Linked DNA regions of Mus musculus: all the other regions are linked to region 2. The links are chromatin loops, found by intact Hi-C in ENCODE. Cell type or tissue: gastrocnemius. All regions are shown on one strand. Each heading gives the region's core, and the rest is flanking DNA. Links, peaks and the distances in the headings are about the cores only.

What was found. A loop is a pair of places that touch in the nucleus more often than their neighbours do. Peaks named below come from ENCODE experiments on the same cell type or tissue, not always from the same donor. Only the 100,000 strongest peaks of a DNase experiment are listed, where the experiment ranks them.
Region 1: it touches region 2 in a loop (4-fold over the local background); 2 of 42 quality-filtered maps call a loop at or near these places.
Region 3: a loop joins it to region 2, with 2.4 times the contacts of the local background. A loop is called at or near these places in 6 of 42 quality-filtered maps.

What each region holds. Positions count from the first base shown.
Region 1 is chr13:102,392,932-102,403,525 of GRCm38, reverse strand. No RefSeq gene overlaps it. Among named protein-coding and RNA genes, the nearest start is that of Gm46397, 46 kb to the right of the region's middle. In gastrocnemius, for the core only: no CTCF peak of the experiment used is centred there; no DNase peak of the experiment used is centred there; H3K27ac peaks cover 2,980 bases.
Region 2 is chr13:101,730,936-101,738,935 of GRCm38, reverse strand. All of the region lies in intron 2 of Pik3r1 (phosphoinositide-3-kinase regulatory subunit 1), which reads left to right. Among named protein-coding and RNA genes, the nearest start is that of Pik3r1, 33 kb to the left of the region's middle. In gastrocnemius, for the core only: a CTCF peak has its summit at 3,027 (motif pointing left); a DNase peak (open chromatin) is centred at 3,052; H3K4me3 peaks cover 1,583 bases; H3K27ac peaks cover 7,015 bases.
Region 3 is chr13:102,514,400-102,524,993 of GRCm38, reverse strand. No RefSeq gene overlaps it. Among named protein-coding and RNA genes, the nearest start is that of Gm29870, 36 kb to the right of the region's middle. In gastrocnemius, for the core only: no CTCF peak of the experiment used is centred there; a DNase peak (open chromatin) is centred at 6,368.

The sequences.
Region 1 (10,594 bases), core at 1,315-9,314, 660 kb before region 2:
AGTACGTGCTTTGACGGTCATGTTGCTGAGACTATAAGACTATGGACATGCTTTCTGGCATTACTAGAATACACATTCTCACAGCAAACTCCCTGATCTTCTGGATTTTATTGCCTTTGTGCCTCTTCACTTTTCTGCAATCTTTCCTGAGCCTTACTTAGGTTTTAGGGGTTAACAAAAGCCCAGCACCAGGGTACGAGAAGTCATTCTCTGTGTTGCTGTTCAGAATTGCCTGAGACTCCCAAAACATTACAGTCTATTGCTGTTGTCCTAGGTTGTCCTCAGAGATAGAAGGTTAAGTCTCTGCTGCTAAAGACACCATTAACATCACACATAGGATTCTGGAGCTCCCTGAGGTGAAAGTGAACTCTACAGACTTGTCCACATAACCACAGAGAAGTGTGACCCTTTTCCTGCACCAAGGGAGTATGCTCTTTGCAACAGATAGAGATCATTACAGAAAACCATCACTCAGTCATGAATCCTTTAAGTCACGAATCTTAAAGGAGAACCTACAACCTTTTTCTTTTTTTAAAAAAAATAACCCACCCAGTCCATTCTGTGTTACCCATGTACTTTTAGGGTGTGGGTCCATCCATTAGATCAGTGGTTCTTAACTTTCCTAATGCTGAGACCCTTTAATATAGCTCCTCATGTTGTGGTCATCCCCAACCATAAAATTATTTTCATTGGTACTTCATAACTGTTATTTTCTACTGTTGAGAACTGAAATGTAAATATCTTATATGCAGATGGTCTTGGGCATCCTCTGTGAAAGGGTTATTTGATGCCTCCCAAAAGAGTCACAACGCATAGGTTGAGAACTGCACTAGAGCATGGTTGAGATATCAGGGGCCAAACCCTTAAAGAACACTGATTGACCATCCCTCAAAAGCCCTCAACTGTCAATTGCTCCTCAGTGAGAGGTGAGAGCTCATTAATTGCTCTCACTCCATGGGAGGACATTGCCTGGCTTGATCTTGTACAATTCTTCTGGGAGATGTTTTTAAAATATCTTTTAAAAAATGAAACAAAGTGTGAGACACGGAGACTGGGATCATAACTAGCTCTCTTTCCTTCTTTACGGTCCATAAATAACTAATTAAGCACATTTCCCAATTATAGGCTGACAAATTAATGAAGACTTCATTGTATATTCCTTATGGGTTAGCACTATGGGACATTTCTCATTTTCCAAAGGTTATTTATCTCCAGTGAGGCTGACTTTTAGCTGAATGAATGTTCTGATTATTTTGATTTATGACTCTGAATTTAATACAATATATTTAGCAATAAAAACAATGAGGGAAATGACTTAATTAGATCTAAATCTGTAGATCCTTCATAAATGTCCATAATAAAAAACAAAAACAAAACTGATTAAAATCAGCCTGTAATTTTTATTCTTTATAATTTTCCAGGAAGTGGTAAGAAGTAGAATTACATATGTACTAAACCTGGGACGTTCTTCTGGAATTTGTTTTTAGATAATCCTTTGACAAGATTACCCATTACATATGGCATATATATGAAGTTCAAGATACCTGAAGTGAAGGGATTATTTATTTATTTACATCCCAAATGCTCAACTCCCTCCCAGTCACCCCCACCCCCCACGGAGACCCAAAGAAGTTAAACAAGAAATAAACCGCAAGTAAGAATGCTTGAATCTCATTTGGAAGGGGGGAATAAAATAGTCATAGGAAGCAGAGGAAGGGAGGGAACTAAGTGGGAGAAAGTGGGGGAGCAGAAGCAGGTATGGGGCCGGAGAGAGGGCTTGAGGGCCAGGAGAATGAATGGAAATCTGCAACTGCCAGGGGTCGGGTGGGGGTGAGGGTGGGGTGAATCTCCAGGAAGTCCCAGAGACCTGGTATGGGGGAGGCTCCTAGGAGTCAATGGGGGTGACCTGTTTGTCTTTTTTTTTTTTCCTGTAAATTTACACCACTTTGAAATCATAGTGATTCCCAAATCTTTTCTCTGGTTAATTTTTTTTTCTCTTTTTCATAAAAGTAGAATGAAGAATACAGGAAAAGCAAAACAACAACAACAAACCCCCAGTAACATAAGGACCAAAAGCCAGCTAGGCAAGTATGGGTGACATGCAGGCACTGGAACAGCCAGGGAAAGCAGGCTGGCGGTGCTGGATTGATCGATGTCCTTCATCATTGATCTGATAGAATACCTGACAAAGCCGCTTAAGGAGGGAACAGCTTGTTGGCTCCTGGTTTAAGGCTATACAGTTCATCAGTGATTGATGTCATGGCAACAGGAGCGTGGGGATGCTGGTCACATCCCACCCACTCAGGGAGCAAAGGGTTGGTGCTCAGCTCACTTTCTCTTTTCTATTTACTCTGGGCCTCCAGCCTGTGGTACAGGACAGCTCACAGTTTTAGAGGGTCTTCCCAGTTTAATGGAACTAATCTAGAAAATAAGAGATTTGCATGGTGAGTTATAAGTCCCATTACATAGACTCGATTACCTATCACTCTACACACATGTGCTAACACACACACACACACACACACAATGAAGACTAGAGAATGAGGAGAGTTTGTCTTTTTTTTTTTTTCTATTAACTTACACCACTTTACAGTCATGGTAATCCTCCAAATTCTTATTTAGAGCTATAATATTATCATGGCCCATGAAATGTTTTCCTTTTTCCTCTAATCTGTTGATAAAGGCAGGGTAATCATTTTATTTTTCTTTTCTCCTGTGTTGATTATACAGCTACTGGTCCAAGAATCCATACATAAAAATGAAACAAGCTAGTGATGTAGCTTTGTGTGTATGTTTGTGTGTGTATGTCATGGTATGTGTGATAAGGCATATATGTGCGAGTCAGAAGACAGCCTGTAGAGTTGCTTCCACTATGTGGCTCCCTAAGATCCCACAGAAGTTCTCAGGCTAGACATCTAGCTTGCTGAGCCATCCATCTATCTTGCTCCCCCCCCCACCCCCAGTACAGTTTTAAATAATATATTTTCTCTAATTCAGCACCACTCACAACCACTAATCTCCACTGATATAATTTTTGCCTTTCTGAGTATATTGCAGAAACAGCACCTAACAAGATAAGTAACTTTGATACTGGTTTCTTATAGGTAGTACAATGTGCTTAGAATCGGCCAATTTTGTTTTCTGCATTGGCAGCTCATCCCTTTTCATTTTGGATAGCACTCCATAAAGGAAAAAGTTCTGTGGAAGGCATTCAGGTTGCTTCCGAATGACACATAATAATTTGTGGCTATTACAAGCAGGTGTGTTACCGACACTCACGTATAAGCATTTGTGGAAATACTATTTTCATTTTTTCTAAGATCTATACCCAGAAATGAGATTTTAGTGCTATGTAATGATTCTATATTTAACTATTTTTTTCAGAGCGAGCATTTAAATATGCATAAGCAAGATCTCAAATTTCCAGTTGTCCTACATCCTTGTCAGCACTTGGTATTGGATCTTTTCTTTTAGCCATTTTAATAAGTGTGTAGTGGCAACTTATGGGGGTTTTAATGTTGTTGATCCAGTTAAGTGATTGTTTACCACTGAGCATATAAGTTTTTCATTATTTATTTGTACTTTGACAAGTGGTTGTTAGTGTACTCATGGGATGCAATGGAGTATTATGTTGTAGAATGATTAATTCATGCTAATTAATCTATCACCCACTATACTTATCCTTGGTATGTAGTGAAAACCTTTGAACCTGACAACTTTGAGGCACCAACTTTTCAGTCATTGTTATTTACTGTGGCCATTCATGCAAAGTGGATCACTAATTCCCTTCCCCTTCTGTGTGGATGAAACTTTGTATGTATGACTAATGTCTCTCCTTTTCTTCTCAGGTCCACAGCCCGCTCTTCTGAAACTGCTCTCCTATAGTCCTTTCTCCTATAGTCCTTTCTCCTATAGTCCTTTCTCCTATAGTCCTTTCTCCTATAGTCCTTTCTCCTATAGTCCTTTCTCCTATAGTCCTTTCTCCTATAGTCCTTTCTTGGAGTCTAAATAGAAGAGAGAACAGGGGGTATTTGTTGAATTTTCAGAGGGACCTTTGTCAGGTCTATATTTGCAAATATTTGGTCTTCAACTTGTTTGTTGTCTTGATACTATTTTCCACAGAATAACATTTTTTCATTTGATGAGCTCTAACTTAGCAACTTTCACTCTCACAAACTGGTTTTGATGTTATTTCTAAGCACTCATTGACAATCTCTTAGAATATTTTCCTGCTTTTTACCCTGAAGGCTTATAATAAATTTTGCAAATACATTTCTGTCCATTTGAAGCTAATCTGTGTTTAACATAGAGGATTGGGCCTGGTTTCAATTTTTTTGCACGTGTAATATTGATTATTATAATATATGTAAACGGACCTCTCATCTTTGGGTTGTTTTTTAAAAATGTTTGCTAAAATCTAATGTTCATTATTTATTTGGATATTAGCCCTTTATCAGATGTGGGGTTAGTGAAGGTTTTTTTCACAATCTGTAGGTTGCTGATTTTCTTGACTTATGACATTTTTAATCATATAAAGAGTGTTTCCCCCCTTCTTTGCCCAAGAATATATTGTAAGAGCTGTCCCCATCTATAAAAGGAGTATGACTCATGGATATTACTGGATCATCATTTCCTCTGCTACATAGCTTCTCCACCCCTGGGCCTTTATAACATGCTCCCTGACTTCCTTTTATTTAATAAAGAAAAGGGTTCGGCCTAATAAAAGCACAGCTATTTAGCTATGTAAGGCAAGGGTTTGGAAGGAATTAGAAAATAATCTTGTGAAGGCAATAAGCAGGTTATTAGAGTAGGCTGGGTTTCTCATGATCACAGAATACTGAAACCTATTGTATCCATTCCCTAGGTGTTGTTCTTTCATGAGACACAAGGACATGCATTGTTTTAACTACAGGAGGTAGCTGGACACAATATTGTAGAAAATGTTTTATTAGTATATCTTGTTGAGAAGAGGGAGATTGCAATCTTTTCTCCTACATCATCAATATCTGGGGGGTAATTTTATGAAAGATGGAAGTGGTTTGTTTCTTTGCTGGGGGGGGAGGGAGGTGTCCAGTTGTTAAGGACAAAACGAACCCCAATTACCATTCACAACTTACAGGCCAGTGCTATCTCCTATTTCCTCTCTCCCTTTCCTACCTTCCTCTCAATCTTAACCAGTTACTCCCTCCAGCTCCAGAAATTTGGTACTTTTAGAGACCATTGAGCAGAGCATATGTTCAGTCAAGAAAACTGATTCAAAGTTCTCTTTTGCACTAGACAGAGAAAGTAAATAAGAAGGAAACTGGGTGTTATAAGGAAAAATGGATTTGCATTAGGAAGTTCTAGTCATTGAATCAATTTGCAATGAAAGCTAAAACCCCGCACATTACCAGTTTGGTAGGACTCCCATGCTTGTGTGGCCTGGTCTAGGGAGGGGTTCCTGTGACTAGAAGTAGGACTTATCTGGAGAGTAGAAACAGAAGAATTTGTACCAAATATGAAGAAAACCAGTGGTCTAGACTAAAGGTCACAAGTCTAGCAGTGGGGAGGAAAATAATTTAAACTATAAGAAAGCATAGAACTACTGCCAATTGAGAAAATAAATGGCTTATAAACAGAAGTAGCTAACCTCAGATAATATGAGGTTCCTTAGGGGTCTGATTTATATATTTGTTCAGGGAGGACTGAAAGCAATCTCTATAATTGTTATCAAAATTCTCTTTAATGGTTTGCTATCTTGAAAAGTTTCCCTGGTGTCTGCATGATAGAAACTGGCCAGCCCTGGTCATTGCCCTTTCTAGACCTAGTTTGCAGTGATTATAATTTTAATACTTAGAGCAGCTTCCAAATGTAGCCTTCTGTCCTGATGGGTGCTGAAGCTCAGAAGTAAATCAAGTTGACCTGATAACTCAATCTCCATGCACGCCGGACCACAGAGATCTCATGAAGAACGCAATGTTCTCTTCTGTATAATATGTGGCAGAGCAATTGAAGTGGGACAACTGTTAATGAGCTGAGAAGTTTATTTATTAAATATGAATCCGGTTTTAACCATGGAAATAGATCTAAGAGTCTTAGGTTTCCAGTATTATTATCTTGGGCACATATTTGCATGCGACTGTTTCTAGGTCAAACTAGCACATGCAGGCTAAGATCCATGCTGGGATGTTTTAAGTTCCAGTGTAAATGTCAATAGCAAAGCAGCAGAAAATCAAGATGCAGCGCTGTGATGATTCCATGGTATCCAGACCAGCTGGTATGTGCTTCTAATCTTTTTCATCCAGATCTTCAGGGTAATGTGAATACCTAACCACATCAAAGGTCCCCTAGATGTGTGCTGTTTTCCTGATCCCAGTGAGAGAAATCTCACTTCAGTCTAAGCCAGTGAGTCTCAATATGCCGTAAATTTACATATACCACAAACTCAGTAAAATAAAGACAATGTTGTAAGAGTCTATCATTCTTAGTTTACCAGAGCTATATATAGCCCTTTGGAAAATTATATTTTTGTTCATATAGTCTAATATGTATACACACACACACACACACATACATATTCTGTTTTAGAGAATTAAAATTCATTAAAAATGAGAATTACTGTTGGGAAATTTTGAATGTGCTGACACAGAATAAAACTGATATTTTATGTGGCTTTTATGATTAGTTTTCTAAATTTCCAGGATTGTGAAATTCCAAACCCTGGGAGTCATTGTCTTAAGTCCTTCGGAAGTCAGAACGGTTATTGCAGAGTAAGAGAGGCATCCTTAACTCTACAAAGAGCACAACCCAAACTTCTCCATGGAGTATTAAAAGGTATCTAATAAATAAAGTATATTTGATATGAATTATTCAGTATGTTTCTTAGCCCATCCATGATCAGTATGTCAGCTGTGTAGAAATTAAAAAACAGGTTGATAAATGGGCCGCCGGAGAATGCAGGGTGTAGCAAGCAGCTAGAGCTTCAAATGAATCAGGGTTATGCCATCGCCAGGCCAGTAAAGAGTTGCAAATTTTGAAAGGACTGGTCTCAGGGACATTTTTTGAGATGTCATATAATATGGAATAATGTCGCTGATGTGATTCAGCTTGCTTTGTGAGAAGAGCACTGTATGAAAGATTTAAAACAGTGCTCCAAGTTCAGACTCACTCCCCTGAGAAAAGTGACTTCAAAGTTTGTAAGAAGAAGTGGGGACAAAGAAATCCTAATGTTTATTTTTAGAAATGCAAATCCAGTAGAAACAAATGGAAACATAGCAAGCCCAGAATGTACATATACATCCTAGTTGGTTTCTGTTGCCATGATCAACACTGAGGGGAAGGGAGAGCAACTTAGACAGGGTTGGAAGATTTTATTTGGACTACATTTGTATGTTATATTCTGTCATCTAGGGAATCAGGGAAGCAGCTGGATCTTGGAATTTGGAGGCAGGAACTGAATTAGAGACAGTTGAAGAATTTTCTGCCTTGTTTAGCTAGTACATATTATATTAAATGTATAATAATCATATATTACCTTATTATATGTTAAAATGTATTATATAATAAATATAACATAATATATAATGTATTATTAATGTATTTGCATGATATAATATTAAATAATTTGTTTATATTCTATAATGAATAAATAATATGTATAATATGTAAATAATATGTATTTCATTTATATAAATAAATAAAACCAAGGCTTATCTCCCTAGGGAAGAAATAATCCAGAGTGTGTTGGCCTCTCTTACATCAATCAGCAATGGAGAAAATGCTCTACAGACATGCTACAATCCACCATGATGCAGACAATTCCTCTTTTGGGAGCCTTCTTCCCAGGTGACTTTGGATGGTGTCAAATTGCTGTGTAGAAGTTTTGAGATCGAAACATATCATCCTGCAGGAAAGCTCCTTAAGACCGGAAGTAAACAACTCAAAAGAGTTTCAGGAAATCCTTGAAACTGACCAGAAACACTAGGCTCTTCCTCCCCCAACTTAAATAGCAAAGATCGCTGAGAGTCACTCTCAGACAAGCCAGTCTGGAAAGGTGACTGTTAGGCAAACTCAGCCACCAGGAAGAAAGAGCAACCAGCCACACTGCCAAGAAGAAGCAAAGACAAAGCAAACTGCCCAGAAGAGGCTCAGACCCACTGATCACCAGGAAGGCACAGTCTCCAAACTGCTGAGGTGCCTGAGGCTGCGCAGTGTGCTCGGGGCTTCTAGATTTTGTGAGCTGTCATCCGTGCTGGGTGGGCGTTGGTGAGGCAGCTGGTGTTTGAGTCATTTCTGCTTCTGTTAAAGGTAACCCTTCACCCACATTCCTGTATGTAGCCCCAGGAAAACTTACTGGGTCATTAAACTGGGTTTTGGTGGTATCCATGCTTTGGTCTACTGTACGTATCCTATGTGAAATGAGTACATGTTGTTGAGATAGTCTGTTATACAACACACATTTAAAAACGCTAAGCCACAAAATTCATACATACATACATACATACATACATACGTACATACATATATACATGTGCATGATTTCTCTACATTGTCAGAATTCTCCAACCAACAGTGCTAAATGATGATGATGATGATGACGACGACGATGATGATGTAGGTCATTTCTGTCCCTTGGTGATGCAGAGCAGATATAGGCCAGATTAAACCAGACTAAAAGCAAATATAAGTTTATTAGGTGCTTCCGCCCCGTGCGGGTTCAGCAGTCCCAAAGAACAGGGCTGCGGAAGTCGTGCACCCTGACTTAGGATGGGGAAGCGTTATAGGCTATAGGTAAAGGGTGATGACGTGTTAGCCATAAGCTGGGTTTGTGCCCAAGTATGGTCAAGACCTGAGCACTTGGGCAGAGATCTGGGTGGCTGGCAGCCTCCGGGGAAGAGGCTGCCACAGCTGCCAGGAATGCTGACCTGGGTCCTTAGAGACTTTCCTTTGTTCAGAGGGTTTTTTTGTTTTTGTTTTTTGTTTTTTTTAGTAGTAGTAGTAGTAGTAGTAGTAGTAGTAGTAGTTGTTGTTGTTGTTGTTGTTTGCTTGTTTTGTGCCTTTGGGGTTGGGGAAGGAAGGCAGGCAGGGTTTCCTGGCTTGTGCAGGGGCAAGCAGGGGTTGGAGCCGAGCAACAACAACAGTAATAAACATGCCCATCTTGGCACTGGTGTCAGTTTGGGCTTCCTGAGCTCAAGGGTCATGCATCAAGCTTTGTGGAAAGTTTGGTGGAAAGTAATGGCTTCCTGTGAAGATGTGAGGTCCCGCATGCTCTCCAAGTCAATGTCGGAAGCTGTTCCTCTCACAGGCCCACAAATCATGGTTACTTTGCACATTGTGCCTTGCCTTTGTACACCACTGGTTTATATATTGGGTATATAGCAGATAGCACTGCATAGTTTGAAAAATATAGGGTTTTTTTTTTTTGTTCATCTGTTTGTTTAAAATCAGATAGCATTCTCTCACCCCCCCCCATTTCTTTTTTCCTTCCTTTCTTGACTTTGTGTTATTCCCCTCCCCCTCCTCCTCTTCCTCCTCCTCTTCTTTCTCTGTCTCTCCCTCTGTCTCTCTCTCTGTCTCTCCCTCTGTCTCTCCCTCTGTCTCTCCCTCTGTCTCTGTCTCTGTCTCTGTCTCTGTCTCTGTCTCTGCCTCTGTCTCTCCCCACAAGCTTTCTCCTGGTAGCTAGCTGGGAACTCACTGTGTATATGAGACCGTCTTTATGTTATGCATTCCTCCTGCCCCAGCCTCCCAGGTGCTGGAACCACAGACAGGTGTCAGCACACCTGGCTATCAGGTGGCCTGCACAGATGGTGCCAAGTACGAGGTAGACATTTCCAGGCCTTGTTACCCAGCACTTTGTCCTCCAGCTCCACTAGGAATCTATCCTCTTTTTCCTTCACCGTGCACTCTCTAGAGAGGCTTGAGCCTTAGGTCAAGAAGGTCTCGGGCTTTCTGCTTGTTTAAGACTTGATAGCATCATTTTGGGGGATGCATTCTTTCTAAAGGGAATTCCTTGACCATTCACTAACTTCTCCATTAACCCCAAGCACTTTAATTGGTCTCTGTATAGACTGCATTGAATGTTACCCCATGGATTGTTTGTTTTAGACTCTGAGGTCTTTATGAGCCCTCTGGGGACTAATATTTATTTGCCATTGGAATTTGAGAAAGGAAGGACCTCGCTGAATTGCTTCTGAAAGCCTTTTCTTTGGGAAACAAAAGGCCCCCCTCGTATTGTGTGAGTGCAGCTTCATGTATCAGCTCTTTATCACACACAGCTGCTCTATTTTAATTCTGCGGTTCTCAGAGAAAGACCTTCTGCTCTAACCAACGTTTTACTAGTGTTCTGAGAATGGCATGGTCTGCAGAAGAGTTTTTTAACAAAGGAGACCCCGAGACTCTGCAAGTGTTTCCCTATAGCTGATAGTAGGGTTATTGCTTAAAAAAAATTTGGGTCTCCTATCCGTGTGCATTTATGCACATGTGCGTGTGCATGCACACACACTGAAGGAATAGAGTCTGTAACGTTAGGGTGGCCTTAAAGCATGCTTACAGCTGGATCTGTCTGAGCCTGCCACACCTCATCCTTTTACTATTTAAATATCCCTTCTGCTAGTTA
Region 2 (8,000 bases), core at 1-8,000:
TGGACCCAAGCGACAAAGGACTGCTTAATTGAAAGTGTATAAAATGGTTCCTTAGTTGAACCTTAGTGGGTCACACCCTTAATCCCAGCACTGGGGAGGCAGAGGCAAATGACTCTCTGAGTTTGAGGCCAGCCTGTTCTATAGAGTGAGTTCCAGGACAGCCAGGGTCACACAGAGAAAACTTGTCTCAACCTCCCTCTGCCGTCAAATAAAATGGTTTCTTAGGCTTCATGGACAATTGAGTAACCCCATAACCCCAGTTTCCTTTCTTTATGGTCACTACCTAATCCTCTGGGATCAAGCATAAAATATTCTGGTCTCTTACAGTGAAAAGATTAAACAGCTGAAGTTTAAATTAAATCATTAATTTGGAGTTTTCTGTGACTACATTCATTATATTCTCTGTTGGGATTACGTTCCTGTGGATTTGACAGATACATAAAAGTGACAATATGTGCTTATCAAGGGCAAATAAAAGTTCTGCACGCTGAAATCCTGAGTGGTGTTTTTAGTTTTCTGTTTATATTAAAACCTTTTAAAATTGAAATGATTTAACGAGGTTTTCTTTTTCTGGATACCTAGTAGAAGAAAAAATCAGAAGCATGAAGCAATTGAGTATATTTACGTGGAGACAGGCCTGAGTGATGGAAATTTTTTTTTTTTCTTTCAGTAGGATTTAGCAGAAAGCATGTGTCGAAAGTCTTACCTAAATGGGTCATAATTAAAGACGTTGGGGCTTATTTATTTTAATTAGAAATATTAAGCTACACTCAGTGGGCTTCATGGAAAAAATTTTTTTCTAATTGCATATTTTATTTTACGTCAAGTAATAAATTAAATTTTTGTGGGTACCAAAAAGACGTTTTAGCTTTAACCACAATCATAACTCATGCTAAATATATTAATGTTGTGTTGATTAGCTGGCTAACTGTTTCTGGAGAGTTAACTGGTGAGACCTATTGTTGTTGATGTTTTTCGTTTTCCAGTAATAGTGGCAGAGCAATCAGTGTCCTTTCTGGAGAAAGGTTCTCGTTTGAGTTGCTCTGATCAATACAGGTGACTAGAAGCAGAGGTAAAGAGCAGCGCTTACTTCTGCTGTGTTCTCTTTAAAACTCTGTCAGATGCTGTTGTTGCGTTGCCCCTCCCGTGGGTTTGACAGAGTTTCTGGGAAATCCACAGAGGCAACTCTCTCAGCCTCTTACGAAAAGGGGCAGAATGGAAGGGGGAACTCACTCACAGTTCCTGTCGGGATTAAACCGGGCATCCAAGTGGCGCGCCTCAGGTTGACTCTCAGACCTAGCTGCTGTCTCTGGGATGGAAGATCCCATCTCAACATCCTCCATGTATAGCACAGAACAATCCTTGTTACCCATCTCGTTTTCTCGCCAAAGAGAATCTGTAGAACAAAGCAATTTAGACTACTCAAGTACATTGGCCATTCCCAGTTGTCTTTGACAGTTCTTAATTAGAGTAAAAACGGACACAGTCAGCAGTAGGAACAGTTTTTCGGGACATTTGGGAATTTGTACAAATATACTTTAGAGGAAAAAAAAAAAAAAAGAAAGACAAACTGTTTGGCTTCTGCATCATTTATTATGTGTGCGCCCTTGAATCTGGTGTAAAGTGCCTGGGATGAAGATTGGTTTCTGCTATTGTACAGCCAAAGGGGTAGCCATTGCACTATGGTCTCAGTTACATGGTGAACTTGTAAATAAGTCAGGCATTAAAAACTTCCAGTGGCATCCTTGGCTGAGAGTCCGTCTTAGTCACTGTGAAGTATTTGCTGCATGACCTAAAGATGGTACCATAACATACATAGCCTTGGCTTTCTCATCTGTAAAATGGGATCGATGGCCAGGAATGAGCTGTGTGGGAGCTCTCTCAGACACACCTCCACTCCCAGAAGACCCCAGGACCTAAGGCTCATTGATGATAATTCTCAAAACAGAAAGGACACATTGAACACACACACACACACACACACACACACACACACACACTCAGTGTTTCTTAGACTTAAGTGATATGTTTGAACCTGACGAAAATGAAAGGAATTGAGATTGCCCGGCCACAGGAAATAGAGGCCAAGGGCCAAGTTAAACAGCTGAAACCACGCACAAAGCAGGAGATCATGGGAGATAGCAAACGCTTCGACGCTCTCTTTGTCGGTGTTTGAGGGAGAAATGACAGCAGAATTGTCATGTTTAGACCAGCTGCCTCTTCTACCTCACCTGAGAGTTCTCCTCCTCGTCCGTGGAAGGCAGACAGGACCAGCTGTGTTCTGTGGCAAAATGCGTTTTTCTCCACAGCTCGGTGCTTTCCCAGGCGCAGGCACCCTGGAACCTGGAATGGTTTCGTTTCTTAGCACAGAGTTTTCATTTAACATGGAACATTGTTGCTTGAATGATGCTCATTAGGAGTCTCTACTCATGTTTTCCTTTGCCTGCTTCAATAGTATCTAGTTCTGTTTTCTGTTTGTTTCTTGTTTTGTTTTCCAAGACTGTTCTTCTTTAGTCCTAGGAGACTAATACTTTACACACACACACACACACACACACCCAAGCTGACCTCTAAACTCATGATAATCCTCCTGCCTCAGCTTCTCTAGAGCTAGAATTATAAGTATAGGCAATCAGGCCCAACTGTTTGTGCCACTTAGGTATAAACCATTCCAGGGTCATGGATCTGTTAGGCAGAGTTTAGTTGACTCCATACTGTATCTTCAGAGGGCATAGTACTGGCAAAACCATACCCAGAGCTGCAGTTCACTTCTGCTTTGTCCATTTAGTGTGTCCATTTCCTCTTTGAGGAAAACCTTTGGTTTTTCAGAACTCCATTTTCCTTTACAAAGTCAGAGTTGCAATAGCAAAATAACTTAAAAATATTTTGTTTTCTTGCTCACTAATTCATTATGAAATAGCTCAATGCTTAAAAGGAAAAAAAGAAAAAATGTGCTGGGTCTTGGTGGGAGGGAGGACATGCCTGCCTGCCTGCTCTGAATCTGATTCTCCTGCCCAATAGAGGTTGCCATCTATTGGCCAAAGAGAGAAATAAAATGAAAAGTTCGGCCCACGCTCCAGGTGGTGCGATGGTCACGGAGAGGTTCTTTTGGTAAAGTTCTTGGCTAAAATATATGAAAATGCATGATTCTTTAGGAACCTTAAGCCCAGGATCATTGGCCGTAGCCGGTCTCTGTAAGTCATGATAGGTATTTAAGAAGTGGCTACATAGCTCTTTTAAATGCATATTTCTTGAGACCACCAGAATTCCATTTTAATGAAATATTAAATGGAGTTTTAATTAGACAAATTGATGGCTGATTTTGTAACTCTGTGGTTGGTTTGGGCTTTCTTTCATTCCAGCCTTTGGAATCTGGTATTTCCTGCCCAGCTGACATGAGACAGGCTCTGTAGAACGGGCAACTGGTGGCTCTTGGTGCTGGGATCTGGTTAATTTGACCATGTGCACTATTTAGAGGTTTAAGTAGTGGCATCTCTCCAGAGTTGTATAATGTCATAAGGTGCATTTGACAAAAAAAGGGAGGTGGTTCGTGGAAAATTCTCAAGCAACTGCAAACAGGGGAAAGAGTTCCTTTGGTCTTGGGTGGACACACACACATACTCACCCACTCCACACTCCACACACACACACACACACACACACACACACACACACACAAACACATAGGACAGCTTGAACTTAGAAAGCACCAGTATAACAATTTTTATTATTAATAACACATCATTTTAAATTGACTTCTCATCCCTAATATCTGAAAATAATCTTATAAATCCTGAAAGCTAAATTGTATATACATTAGTGCTTTACTTAATATGCCTCACCATGGTGTGTGTATGTGTGTGTGTGGTGTATGTGTGTGTGCGTGTGTGTGTGTGTGTGTGTGTGTGTGTGTGTGGTGTATGTGTGTGTGTATGTGTGTATGTATGTGTGTGTGTTGGGTAGTATCCTAACCAACTATGAATAAGGCTCACAGTCTAACCTTGTGGTTTTATTTCTTCCTTACCTGCCTGTTCATATTTGGAGTGTGAAGCTTTTTTAAATGCTGTGTACTACCCAAGTAATCATTTGATACCCTGGATTCAGGCATTTGACGTTCAGTTAATTAATTCCTGTGCCTTCCACTGTGAACTAAGAACGATGACAGCTAAAGAAGGAGGCGGTACAAGAGAAACCAGGAAACCCATATGTTATTTGCTTCCATTTTCACATAGTACACCTATATATGTGTGAAACAAATATATAAACTGTTACAAAGCAGCATATTGATGAATTGAAATGAGTGGAGCATGATACGAGCAAGAAGCCGGCAGGAGAACGGTTGGAGTGGGGCCTAGAGAAAGCAGAGTTTTTGAAGGAAGCGAGACATGTTTATGTGTTCTGATACAGGTCAGTATTAGGCTCACCCTGAATGGCTTAATGTCATGTGAGCAGTGGGGAGAAGAGAAAGGGCAGCATCATGGAAATGGTTGAGGCATGGGCATCTCCTGTGGGCAAGCCGAGATGTATTGTTGAGGTCAGGCTGTGTAACTTCCTTCTGAAAAGGCCCTGCCCATTTACCAGTCATGATACCTTTCTTTCACTTCTATTTTTGTCCCTTCCTTTAGGAAAAGGACTAGATGCTTACTCGTTAGTTAAAACTCAAAGTCATTTTCCTGTTCTGGTTGCTTTTGTTCCTCGAGTTTGAGAAGAATCGAATTAGGTCCGCGTGAAACATTTGGTCCCTCTGTCAAGTTTCCATTTTCCTATTACCTGATATGTCTTTCTTTTTAAAATGCTGTCCCCTCTCATCCACCAGATCTGTATCGTGGTGCCCCTCCTTGGTCTTTCCCTTTTGGATAAAGGCAGATATACTGAGCTTTAAAATTCTGCCTGGATAGATTATCTGCTCTGGCACAAAGTGGCCCTGTCATAAAACCCAGAATTGAAACATCCAGTATTGACGTCTTTAAATTCAGCCTTACTTTTAAATAATACTGGACTGGGTTGTTGGACATCATCATAACTAAACTGTTTCTCTAGACGATGTAGGTTAATCCAGCAAGCCCTTCTAGGAATTCTGTTGCAACTGGTACCCTGTACTACCGGACTCCATTATAAATGATTTAACCTCCTATAAAGCTGCATTTTAATAGGTGTTTATAGGCATCACTTACCAAGTATTTCAAGGGCTCTTTAAATGAAAACTGCCAGGGAGGGAAGGGTAACACTAGCGTTTTTTCTCACAGTTATAAACATTCCCACATAAAACAGGGTTGGTGGACTATGGGTGAGGGAACAAATACTTAAGGCTCCATCTCCTACCGCTGACTTTCACTCGTTCCCACGATAACTGGAGAGAATTCCTTGGGAACTCCTCTTCACAGACTTGTGTGTTATGTGTTCATTCTGTGCCAGGACCTGGTCCTGGCCTGGATGCCTTGATCAAAGCTCATAACTTAATGGAGGGAAACAGAATGCTGGCCGTTCGGCCAGACAAGTAGTGTCCTTTAGGATTGGAGCTAAGCTGGAGGCACCTGTGTTTGAGGTGCCATGCCCTCCTTAGTCTCCTACGTATTCCTGCCAGTGGCTGACTTTTCTTTCTGGGGGGTAGACAGCTGGTGTTTGAAGTGGTAAGGTATCCCGTGGGATCTACACCTCAGCCATAGGCTCCATGGGATATGGTAGTGGAGACCCATGCTTGCTGTCTTGCCTTTGCTGCCTGCCCTCTCCTTCCGCCTGCTTGTGTTTGGCGAGCTTTGTCAGTTGCATGCCTGTGATGAAGATGGCAGGGCAGAAGACTTGACTATTTCTGTTGGTAACATACCAGTGTGTAAATTGGGAAGTTCCCTAAGTGCGTTCGATTTCTATATTCATTTGCTAAAATTTATGTGACCCATAATGTCATTGGTATGCCCATTTGCAGTGATGTACTATCATTAAAAGTGACTTTGGTGAAGTGGCTTTGGTGTCCTTGTCTGGAACCGTAACCTTCAGCTATAGAACACGCCGAGGGGAAACACATGTTTTAGATCTTACAATGAGCTTGGGAAATAGTACCCACATGTAGGCTGGAGACTTCCTGTGGCGGGCGACAGGCAGCCTGTGAGGAGAGCCTGCTTTGGGACCAGGACTGTTCCTGTCATCGAGTCCCGTTCCTAAGAGCGGCGCCCAGAAGGGTGAATGAGCTGCCCTGAAATCTTTAAGATTCCTTATGAGATTTCAAAATTGCGTTCATGAACATCACTCACTTGGAAGAAAATGGCTTGGTGTCCTCCTAAGACTGTGCACACACTACATTAATCCTGTGCTTTGTTCATGACTCCCGAGGGAGAAGGAAGATCAGTATTTAAGGCTCCCCCTCAAAACCGTCTGCCTCTGCTGGGTCACGGCTCCTACTGTTGTAGGAGTTCTTTCCTTTGTGTTTGTTTGTATTTTAAGATTATAATTACACAGCTTTTCTCTTCCCCCTCTCCCCCTTCAAACTCTCCTGTGTACCCCCTTGTTCTCTTTCAAATTCATATCTTTTTTTCTTTAATTGCTGTTTTCTGTGTGTGTCTCTGTGTGTGTGTGTGCCTGTGTGTGTAATACCAGATACATAAATACAACCTGCTCAGACTGTATAATGTTACTTTTAGGGCTGATCATTTGGTATTTGGATAACCGATTCCTGTGCTTTTCCTTGGGGAAGCCTGTTTCGTGCGCACTCAGCATTCCTTGGCTGCCTGCAGTTTGGGTTTTTCCTTTATAATTGAGTCCTTGTGAGCTTTCCCCCTTCTATATGAGACGGTGTCTCCTAAATATGTCACAAGCTACAGCCGTGAAGTCTCATCAACATGGCTGCCTAAGCGTGATCCGAACAAGGATGACACCAATAGACATTGTTGGTTTTTGTTTTGACAGGAATTTGCTGTGTATGTAGCGTAGGCTGGCCTCGGATTTGAGATCTTCCAGCTTGTGCCTCCTGAGTGCTGGGACTGCAGGCTCTGGCACCAAGCCCACATGTTATCTCTGCCCCCAACTGTAGTCTGTAAGATAGATAATACAGTGATTGTGCCGAAAGGTTTGCCTTTGTTAGTGTAGAAGTAAAAATTCTAGTGTGGAACTCCCAGCACTTGGAAGACAGAAGCAAGAGGATTTTGAGGCCAACCTGCTCTACATGATGAGTTTAGGGCTAACCTGGACTATGAGATCGTTTCTAAAGTTTGGTATGATGATGCAAATTTGTAGGCTTACCACTCATGAAGCCAAAGCAAGGAAGATAATCAAGACTGCAAGGATCTCCTGGGATACATATGGAGACCTTGTTTCAAAAGGGAGGGAGGAAGGGAGGGAGGGAGGGAGGGAGGGAGGGAGGGAGGGAGGGAGGTAGGTAGGTAAGGGGAAAAAGGAAAAAGGAAAAGGAAAGGGAGAGAAGAAAAGAAAAAGAAACTAGATTTTTGAAATAGCAATGTTATAGTAGATGAGTGACATTGTACTTTGGATAAAAATTTACAAAGCGCTTCTGACAATCGCCTGCTGTGTGCCCAAGGCCACTCAGGTTCTCAGCTCAAATGGTAGAAGCACCATTTTGAAAATCCATTGGTTTTCCAGGGTATCTGGTTATATTTAGATAGTCATTTTTTCTGCTGAGTATGTCCTGACAATCCCTTATGGCCCATGGTTCTTTAAGTTATCACTTGCTAGGCTGTACTGAGGACTCTGAGCCAGATTTAGTGGTACCCTGTAAACCCCATTGTTTGGGGGGATTGAGGCAGGAGAATCACAAGTTTAAGACCTGCCTGGGCTACACTAAGCGAGTTTGAGACCCAGTTTGAAAATAAATAGATAAGGAAGTAAAGGGATGGTAACTGACATCAGTTTAGTGGTTATCTTAGGGTTTCTGTTGCTATGCTAAAACCCTATGACCAATAGCAACTTGGTGATGAAAGAATTTATTCCAGGGACCAGGGATTTATTAGGGCAAGAACTCAAGGCCGGAACCTGGAGGCAGGAGCTGATGT
Region 3 (10,594 bases), core at 1,444-9,443, 780 kb before region 2:
TAATATATTGCTCAAAATCACAATGTGCCCAGTGGTGTTATTGTTTAATCACTAACCATTCACCTATTGGTCCATTTCCACCCATTATAGCTTAATAAAAATCTGTCTTTCTGTATTCTCAGTAGGGTGAAATTTTAATTAACCTATGATTCTTTTTTTTTTATCTTTTCCTCCTTTATTTATTTATTTATTTATATTTTTTATTGGATATTTTCTTTATTTACATTTCAAATATGTTCCCTTTTCCAGGTCTACCCTTTGGAACCCCCCTATCCCATCCCTCATCCCTCTGCCTCTATGAGGGTGCTCTACCACCCACCTACCCACTCCCATCCTCCCTCACTGGCATTCTCCTACACCCTCAGGCCCAAGGACCTCTCCTCCCACTGATGTCCAACAAGGGCATCCTCTGCCACATATGTGGCTGGAGCCATGGGTCCCTCCATGTATATTCTTTGTTTGGTGGTCCAGTCACCGGGAGCTCCTGGGGTCTGGCCTGTTGACACTGTTGCTCCCTCCATGGGGCTGCAAACCGACTCTGTCCCTTCCATCCCTTCTCCAACTCTTCCATCTGGGACCCCTGAACTCAGTCCAATGGTTGGCTGAGAGCTTCTGCCTCTGTATTTGTCAGGCTCTGGCAGAGCCTCTCAGGAGACAGCCATATCAGGCTTCTATCAGCAAGCACTCCCCGGCATCCACAATATCTTCCAGGTTTTGCGGCTATATATGGGATGGATCCCCAAGTGGGGCAGTCTCTGGACTCTTCAGTCTCTTCAGTCTCTGCTCTATATGTTGTCTGCATATTTCCTCCTGTGGGTAATTTGTTCACCCTTCTAAAAAAAGTACTGAAGCATCCACACTTTTGGTCTTCCTTCTTCTTAGGCTTCATATGGTCTGTGAATTGAATCTTGGATCTTCTAAACTTTTGGGCTCATATTCACTTATCAGTGAGTACAAACCGTGTTTGTTCTTTTGTGTCTGGCTCACCTCACTCAGGATGATATTTTCAAGTTCTATCCATTTGCCTGCAAATTTCATGACATTGTTGTTTTTAATAGCTGAGTAGTATTCCATTGTGTAAAATGCACTACATTTTCTGTATCAATTCCTCTGTTGAGGGACATCTGGGTTCTTTCCAGCTTCTGGCTATTATAAATAAGGCTGCTATGAACATAGTGGAACATATGTCCTTATTACATGTTAGGGCATCTTCTGAGTATATGCCCAGGAATGGTACAGCTGGGTCCTTTGGTAGTACTATGTCCAGTTTTCTAAGGAACTGCCAAACTGATTTCCAGAGATTGTATCAGCTTGCAATCCCACCAGCAGTTCAACCTCTGATTCTTTTTTTCTGATTCTCCACAGGTAAAGTATGAACAAATCATTTAAAGAGACTTTGGCTCCACCTACCTCTCACCATGTATGTCTCCATCAACCTAGCCCAAACCATTCTTTATCTACTCAGAACACACTAGTGTGATCCATGTAAATAGTTTTGAGTGATATTGTATTCTGCTTATTGCTTTGAATACAATTCAAAATTCTTACATCCCTCTGCATAGGTCCCTGCATCTTGCTTCCTTCACCCAACCTGTAGTTCGAATTTTGGCTTCTTGGAAAACCCAATTATGAAATTAAAAAAAGAAACAATTATATTATGTGAATATGCTTTTTATTTTTGGTTTTAATCCTAGGTGTGAGATAAGAGGCTGCTTCAGGCTAGTGATTATGATTTGCCTCGAGCGCAAGCAGGGGCGTGAGCTTTGCTAGATACAGATAGTTTAATTCTGAAGAGATAGACTCTTGAGAGAGTATAAATGGGCATGAGTCCTGAGAGGACCTGTGGTGGCTGCTGTTTTCCTTGTTGCTGCCCCTGCTGTTGCTGGTCCCTGTTGGTTCCTTCTGCTGCATTTGCTGTTCTGTTTGCTGGATTGCTGGATTGCTGGATTGCTGGATTGCTGGATTGCTGGATTGCTGGATTGCTGGATTGCTGGATTGCTGGATTGCTGGATTGATGCATTGATGCATTGATGCATTGATGCATTCCTGGATTGCTGGATTGCTGGATTGCTGGATATTCTGGTGATGAAGATTGGATTTACCCCAATGTATTCAATGTCTCCAATCAGCAGGAAGTAGCCTGCAGAGGTCTACTCTCCCTTCCCCTTCTAAGTTTCTTTCTCTCCCAGCTATGTTGGGAAGTTGAAAAGGATTAGGGTAGAATAAGTGTTGGAAGGAAGATAGAAATTTAAGAACCCAGTAAAATAGCTAAACAAATTTGCCAAGATCCAGCCCATCATCTCCTTGATCTGATCCTTTAGCATATCCCCTCTGCCTCAATTTACCTCAAACAATAATCTTCTTTCTAGTCACTGAACAGGCCAACCATATTCTCTTTTAAGAAGGCTCCATTAAAATACAAATTTTTTTGTTCTATTCTCAGAGTTTCTGATCCAGCAGGCTCTAAGTATGCCTGGTTAATTTTCATCTCTGAAATGCTGAAAGGGCTCTTCTTGCTATTTTAGGAGTCACACTAAGAATAACTTGGTGTGCTGATAAATATACTTGAAGTATGACCTATGATATAGTATAAAACCAACTGGTTCACCTAACTATTGAAAAATCTAATAATTGCCTCTCCAGAGCACATCATTGTAAACACTAACGAAGAACAGGGTTTGGAACAACAAGTAGAGAAAGAATTTATTGCACAATTGCTGTATGCTAGCAGTTCTAATGTGTGAAGTAAAATATTCCATTTGGTCCTAATTCTAAATATTACAAGATTATGTCACACATTAGTGAAATTACTTCTCAGTCACACAAAGGAGACTTAATCAAGGTCTGTGTTGATCTTGAAGTTCTCCCTATTAAAAAACAAAACAAAAGAAAACAACAACAAAAAATATGTAGATATGTAGTCCTCTTTGAATTTTGTCACTTGTCACCAGGGCCATCACAGCAAGGTTAGGAGATGAAGGACTTAAGCAACTGAAGGTGACTTAGGGCATAGATACTGTCTGACATTATAGGCGATTAGCTTCTGTCTCGGGGAGTTTGAAAGGGGAGCCCTGATGAGCAAAGCTATATACAAAGTCGGCTAACCGTGTGGGGGATGCAGCTGAGGAGCAGGTCACAGCCTGTGGGCCAAGTGCAGCCAGAGAACATGTTCCTTTTCCTGGTTATTGCCTGATAATCCAGGAGCCAGTAAGCACAGATCAAAGGAGACTGAAAAGCTCATATACTGAGATTTCTGGTGCCAGGTGCTGAAATAACTTTCCTTTGAGGGCAAGTAAATTCCCTCAATTGATGGAACAGAAGTGGCTCCAGGCAAAGGCCCCACTTGCTGCCTCGTTTAATTGCCTTCCTACCCTTCCTCTGGATGAAGCTTCAATCACTGTACTTTCTAAGCTTGGAACCTCTGGGACAGGTTTCCACTGGCAAGCTTTGTGAGCTACAGGGGTGATTATCCAGGCATCAAAATTGCTTTCCTTGGGTCTTTTAAAAGCCAAGCTCAGGTTGTGCTCCTCTGAATTGCCTGGAATGCTGCCTTCTTGCTCACCATCCTCTGCCAGTGCAGACAGCCGAGCTACCTGGCCTAAAGGAAGCCACTCTAAGCCTCGAGTGCTCCAGACCTTCCAGTGGTTCTCACCCTTCCCAGTGCTGAGACCCTTTAATACAGTTCCTCAGGTTGCGGTGACCTCCAACCATAAAATTATTTTTGTTGCTACTTCATAAATGTAATTTTGCTACAGTTATGAACTGTATTGTAAATATCTGATATGCAGGATATCTGATTTGAAACCTCAAAGGGGCTGTGACCCACGCACGGGTTGAGAACTGCTGCCTTATACTGACCTGAAAATCTACAGCAATGTAACGAAATCCCCAGAACAATGAAGGTCAAGTTGCATGCTCTGAAATGGTTTGCTCTTCACATTTGTGACTGGGATCTTTGATGGAGGCTTTTGAATATCTATAGTCCATGAAGCACTTAGAGGGACTAAAAATAGCAGAGGAAAAGTAACCCTGAGTCAGTAGCCCTTTCTTTCTGAAGATGAGCAGGCACAGGAGTTTCTGTTGCTTTTACACTGTATATTAATTGCTACAATTGCCTTAGAGTGGGTCAATTCCAGTGACATGACTCTGCAGGGAGGGGTAGCTGCTTCCTCCTCCTCCTCCTCCTCCTCTTCCTCCTCCTCCTCCTCCTCCTTGTCATCTTCTCTTCCCCATCCTCCTCCCCTCCTGCCTTCTCCTTCAGACGTCTTCCCTTTTGAGACATGGTCTCAGCATGTACTCTTTGGATGTCCTGGAACTCAGTCTGTAGATCACACAGACCCCAAACTCACAGAGACCCTCTTGCCTCTGTCTCCCAAGTGCTGGGATAAAAGACATGCACCATCACACCAATCAGGGAGAGGCTTCTTGGGAGCTGAAGGAAGGTTTGGTGCTATAGTCATGGGGGTGTGTTTGGTGAGAATAAGTCAGAGGCTCAAGGCACATAACATTCAGAACTGCCAAGTCCCACTATGATTTTGTGTCTCCTTCCTTCTTCCCTTAGAGGTCAAATGAAAACCATCAAAAAGAACATTCTTATAATTAATTATTCCCTATGTCAAGTCCTTATTATTTTGTTTCTTAGTTTTATGGTGCTGGGGATGGAACCCAGGGTCTCATACACACTAAGCAAGCACTCTGTACTGGGCTTATGTCCGTGGTCCCTCAAGTCCTCTTATCATTCTCAGGATGGATTGAAAACTGTTTATATCCTTAGTCCTAGTGAGGTCTTTTATACATCAAAGTCTAAAACAGAAAAGGACATGATATGGTGTGTGTGTGTATGTGCATGTGTGCATGTGCGCGTGAGCATGAGTGTGAGCGAGCGGACAAACCTGTGGGTGCCTGCAGAGTCCAGTTTTAGACTATGACTCCTGGAGATGGAGTCATTGGCAGTTGTGAGCTACCCATCATGGATTCTGGGAACTGAACTCTAGTCCTTTGCAAGAGATGCAAGAATTTTTAAGGGCTGAGTTATCTATTCAGTCTCAAAGACACAGTGTTTTCTAGCCACTGTGAATACTCTCAGGCAGGGTAGTCTATACCTTAACTCTATTATGACCACTTCTTATCTCCAGAGGTCCTGGAGGGTACACAAAATAGAGGAACAAAATGAGACACTTTTTAAAAATATAAACCTTGGTTCTGAAGGTATGCATGCAAATACACACTAGATAACCAGATTCTGTTGAACGCAACACAATCAGGTTCAAATACTCGTCGTTGACCCAAGGAGTAGTAGTGGCTTGACTCCCACTGTGGTTTGGATAATTGTTCCCCAGATACCCATATGTTAAAGATTTGATCACCAGCCTGTGGCCATATTGGGAGGTGGCAGAACCTTTAAGAGGTGAAGCCTAGTGGGAGGAAGTTAGGTTATTGGATGATGTGCCTTTGAGGCATGCTAGGGCCCATTTTCTTCCTTTCTCTATTTGCTTGCAGACTGCTGTGAGATGGACATGCTCTAACACATGCACCCACCACGATGTACTGGTGGTGTATGACTCAAAGTAACATGGCTGAGTGACCATGAACTTAATCCTTAGAATCAGAAAATAAATAAGCCTTTTATTTTTTTTTAAGTTGTGAATCTCAGGTATTTTGCTATAATATCAAGAGGCTGCCTGACAAGGCCTTGATGCAAAAGAAGCAAGGTTCCAGGATCATGATCCAGTCTATTTCTCTCACGGCCATTTTACTTGGGGCAAAGGAACAGCAGGTTAGTTAGCCGCCCAGTGTGGCTCTCTAGTAGGTCAGGAAGAAACATTTATTCCTAAAAAGCTTGGCGAAAGCGTTGTGTTTGGGGAGGATGTCCTCCCCAAAAGAAGCAGGGTGCACTTCTGCAAAGCAGGATAGTGTTCCCAGAAGAGCATTTATTTTACCTCTTATATGAGGTACAGGTATCAAAGAAACTTTAGTCATGGGAGATAGACCTGGGGAGTCTTTTTTCCCATTGACTGTCATTCCTGATAGTCAGGAAAGAAAAGGTAAGAAAGAAAAGACCCAATTCAGTAAGAGACAACCCATTGGACATTTGAAACTTTTGGAATAAAGCAGATTTAATTTGACTTCATCTTTAGTACCTCATTAAAAGAATACAAGATACTGGGGATTTTGTAAGCCAAGAATAAAATAAATCTCAGGGTTTGTTCTCTTCTGCATTCAGACGAGAGAGAAGGAAAGGCCCAGATATGGATTTGGACTTCACTTCTAAGTGTGAACCTTCCTCACTTTCATCAGTAGCCATCTGGCATTCAGTTCTCCACGGCAGTTCTCTCAAATGACTGGCAACTTCCAACAGTTTCCTTGGCACTGCCACTGAGAAGGCTCTGTCCTTAGCAATGTTCAAGAAACAGTCAAAGCTCAACGTAAGCAGGTAACGATACTTAGGCAGTCACCACTTTATTCAGTTTCAATATACAGGAGTCCTCGTCTCTCTGTGCAAACTTCCAATGCAGAGACATCCTTTAGTCCCTTGTCACAAAGCATCTTGACAGAGATGGCAGTCATTGGAAGTATAACAACATTCATGGGCCCAGAAAAATTCTCCCCTTGGGATTTCCACATCACTGTGTTCACATGTCTGAATAGCAGTTCTTACATGGTACTATAATTATCTGTTTATATGTCTGTTGCTTCCAGTAGATTTTCACACTTAGAGGTGAGAAGACACACCCATTTCATCTACATCACTGAGCACAGATATTCAGGGAGAACTTGAATGGAATTTAGATAGATAGATAGATAGATAGATAGATAGATAGATAGATAGTGCATGCTGGGGTATAAATTGGTTTTACAAAAGGTAAACCAATGGCCCATTTTTAGAATAAAAATTTCTTAACTTTTTCAGAAAGGATCCCCCCACACCCATGAAGTAGGGCCTTTTACAAGGAGTTATCAGGAAAAAAAAGCTAATATTCAAAGCAATAATCCCAGGGTACTTTTGACAAGGACAAAATTGTTTGTTCTGGCAATTATCCTAACATTTAGAACTGGCAATTGATTTGACTGTCTTAACCCAGGAATTTATGCAGGTTCTCAAGACATCAAGTTGTACCTCTTTCCCTCCCTCCCTCCTTCTCTCTCTCTCTCTCTCTCTCTCTCTCTCTCTCTCACACACACACACACACACACACACACAAATGAGGAAGACTTCAGTTAAGACTGAAGAAAAAGACACATAGATTCAAATAGGATAGTGCTAAGTTCTGTGATGAATAAAGCTCATAGATTCTTATAGCCTTGAACATATTATGAAAGAAATTTGATGGAGAAAATGCCCCCCAACCCCCACTATTCACTCTGCATGCTCAGATAAACTCTAGGTGGCATAGTGGTGCATGTCTTTGATCTCCAATCTTGGAAGGAAAGTAGATATCTGTGAGTTCAAGGCCGTCCTGGTTGCACAGTGAGTTTCAGGATAGCTGGGGCCACATACACAGACTCTGTATCAATAGAAGGAGGAGAGGAAAGAATGAGGAGGAGGAAGAGGGAAAGAAGCAAAAGAAATGAGGGAAAAAGGAAGAAAGGAATGAAGCAAAGAAAGAAGGAAGGAGAAAAGAGAAAAGCAAGTCTATTTTCTGCAACCTACACATATATGTATCTTGCTGTTCTGTGTCTATCTTTGAGGACACATACATTACCACCCACACACTAATATTCAATGCTGTGCTGCTAGACAAGATGAGTACAACTCTAAGCCTCAGCTAGTGTCTACATTATTTGGAATAATGCTTTGTAGAACACTGTTTCTGGGCAAGGGCAGTACTTAGATCTTGGGAATGAATTAAAGTTGTCATAAAATAAAGCACAAGTGGATAATAAACACATGAAAAATTTCTCCATAACCCTAGTCCTCAGAAATGCTAATTAAGACTACAACAACTCTGTATCTCACTTCAGTCAGAAAGACAGTCACAAAGAAACAAGTGCTTGTATTTGTCACAGTTCTGTACAGAAACAGAACTAATTCAAGGAGTCTATATTACAAACAGAACTTATTAGATTGGCTTACATGAACATAGTTGGGTAGTTCAATAATGGTTATCAAATGCTGTAGAGATTAATAGCATGGTATCTGCTTAGTCCACAAGGGTGGATGCTTCAGCAGTCTTAAACTGATGATGAATGGTCTGTAGAATTCTTGAAGGACCATAGGACTCCAGTGCTTGATGGAAGGATGATGCTGAGTTCCGATATTAGAAAAAGATGGCAGCAATGCCTGCAACAAAGTAGATACACTGACTGGCAGTCAGTGAAAGAGAAAAGGTGAAAGCAGTGTCTTTTATTTAGAACCCCTGTGGAGCTGGACCATCACCAGGAGATACCATCAACTCAGAGGAAGATTTTCCTGGAAATGCCTTTTCAGAAAAGGGCCTTAGGAACCTTCCCAGGGGCAAGTCTCTTAGTTGATTACAGAGAAGAGCTGGCTGACAACAAAGTTCAACTATCATTGTGCTGGTTGAACTGTCAACGATGAAAACCACTCTTGATGTTTCTCCCAAAACTAAGCTTAGATCTATTATATGAGCCAGCAAACCATTTCTGGACATTTATTGAGAAGTCTGTAAGTTAACAAGCACACAGGCATTTGTCCATCACTGTTTCTTACATCACTTTTCATTATAGCTAAGTTATGGACCATCCTAGGTATCCATCAACAGAGGAATAGATGAAGAAAATGTTATTTACATAAACAATGGAATTATTTTCCAATCACGAAGAAGAATGGTTATATCATTTCCAGGAAAATGGATGTAACCTGAGTTAATCATTAATGAATTAAGAGTCTCAGAAAGACACATAAATATTGTAGTTTCTCTTGTTTATGGCTCCCAGATGTTATATAGATATATAAAGCAATATAATATGAGAGTAGTAGTGCAACTGTTAAGGGCAGTGGTTGTCAACCTTCCTAATGCTGTGACCCTTTAATGCAGTTCTTCATGTGGTAGTGACCCCAACCACAAAATTATTTCATTGTTACCTCATAACTGTAATGTTTCTACTGTTATCAATAGTAATGTAAATATCTGACTGCAGTTTATCTGATATACAACACGTATGGAAGGGTTGTTTGACCCCCAAAGGGGTTGTAATCCACAGATTGAGAAACACTGGTACAGGGGAACAAAGAGAACTATCAGAAGGGGACAGGGGAGAGAGGAAGGAAAACACAGGGTATGCAGGAGGGGAACAGGGTCAATGCACACTATTTCTATGAAAATGTTCTTTTGAAGCCCAGTACTATATCTATTGTATATATATGATAATATAAAAAAAGAAAATATTGTTATCATAGGGTTATTCTTGTAATGCAATCTTCATGAATGTTTTCTGATGCATTAGGTCTTTTGTGGAGTATCTTCTCTAGTCGACAGTATTTCCTGAAACTATAGGCTATAAGAATATTTATGCTGTCATTTGGGTAGCTTCCTTTCTGTGAAATGTTACCATTAAAATATACATGGAAATACAATGGACATTGGCAATTGTGAAAGGAATTGTATTTTCCATTTTATTGTTGTTCCCTCCCCCCAACAGTAAGGGCAATTGGTTCTTTAAACTCACTAGCTAGCACTTCAAGAAAGCAATGTCTCTCAAGGTTATAAAGCATACAGGTTCCCTTTAAAGGCAAAAATGAATTCTTCACAAGTCCCTGGTGACTAAGGACAGTGGATTTTAACTCATGAAACATTTCAAAAAGGGAATGTGAAGATCTATAGTCCTTCCAGTAGCCAATAATTTGCTAGAGTTTTACATTTACCAATAAAGCAGTGAACAGAATGTGCTCCTAGAATTGAGTCAGGTAGAACTGTGGGTAATTTCAGTTTTTTTTTTTAAGTCAATAAGGAAAAATAATAGCTGGCTTCTCACCCTGAAAATCCAAAGTCTAAAGAGAAGCAAGCTTTTGATATGTATATGGATAGACATTTTAAACTTCATTTACATAAGGTTTAGAGAAAGGAGAAGAATATACAGTGTGGTTCATATAATAAATACTTAGGAAATAATTATGGCTATTTTAAAAGTCTGTAATAGCCTTTTTCTCCTTTTTTGATCTATTTTAACTCAGACACTCTACTTTTACTAACATGTTCATATGTTAAGCTTTGGAGCAGGACAGTGATTTAACCAGGATACATAAATAAATGAATAAATGAATGTCACAAGAAACTAAAGCCTATTCAACTTTTGAGTCTTCAGCTTTTAAAGTAATATAAAGGAAGAACTCAAATCCATTTCTAAAATAAGCTTCTCTCTGCTCTCTCTCTCTCTCTCTCTCTCTCTCTCTCTCTCATTCCCTCTTTCCTAATAACCAAGTAATCCCATCCATCAAACCTCAATGCTAATGAACTTGGGGCCTTTGCTTTCTAAATAAAAGTGATTTCTATGTTGCCGTGTCTCTGAAATTAACTATGGGATTATTGGAATTGTTAGTTATAGCTCTTCTGGTGATTTGAGAGTGAAGAGTACTCAAGTTAGAGACAGCAAGGGCAGTTAGCACTAGAGATAACCAGATGGCGAGAGGCAA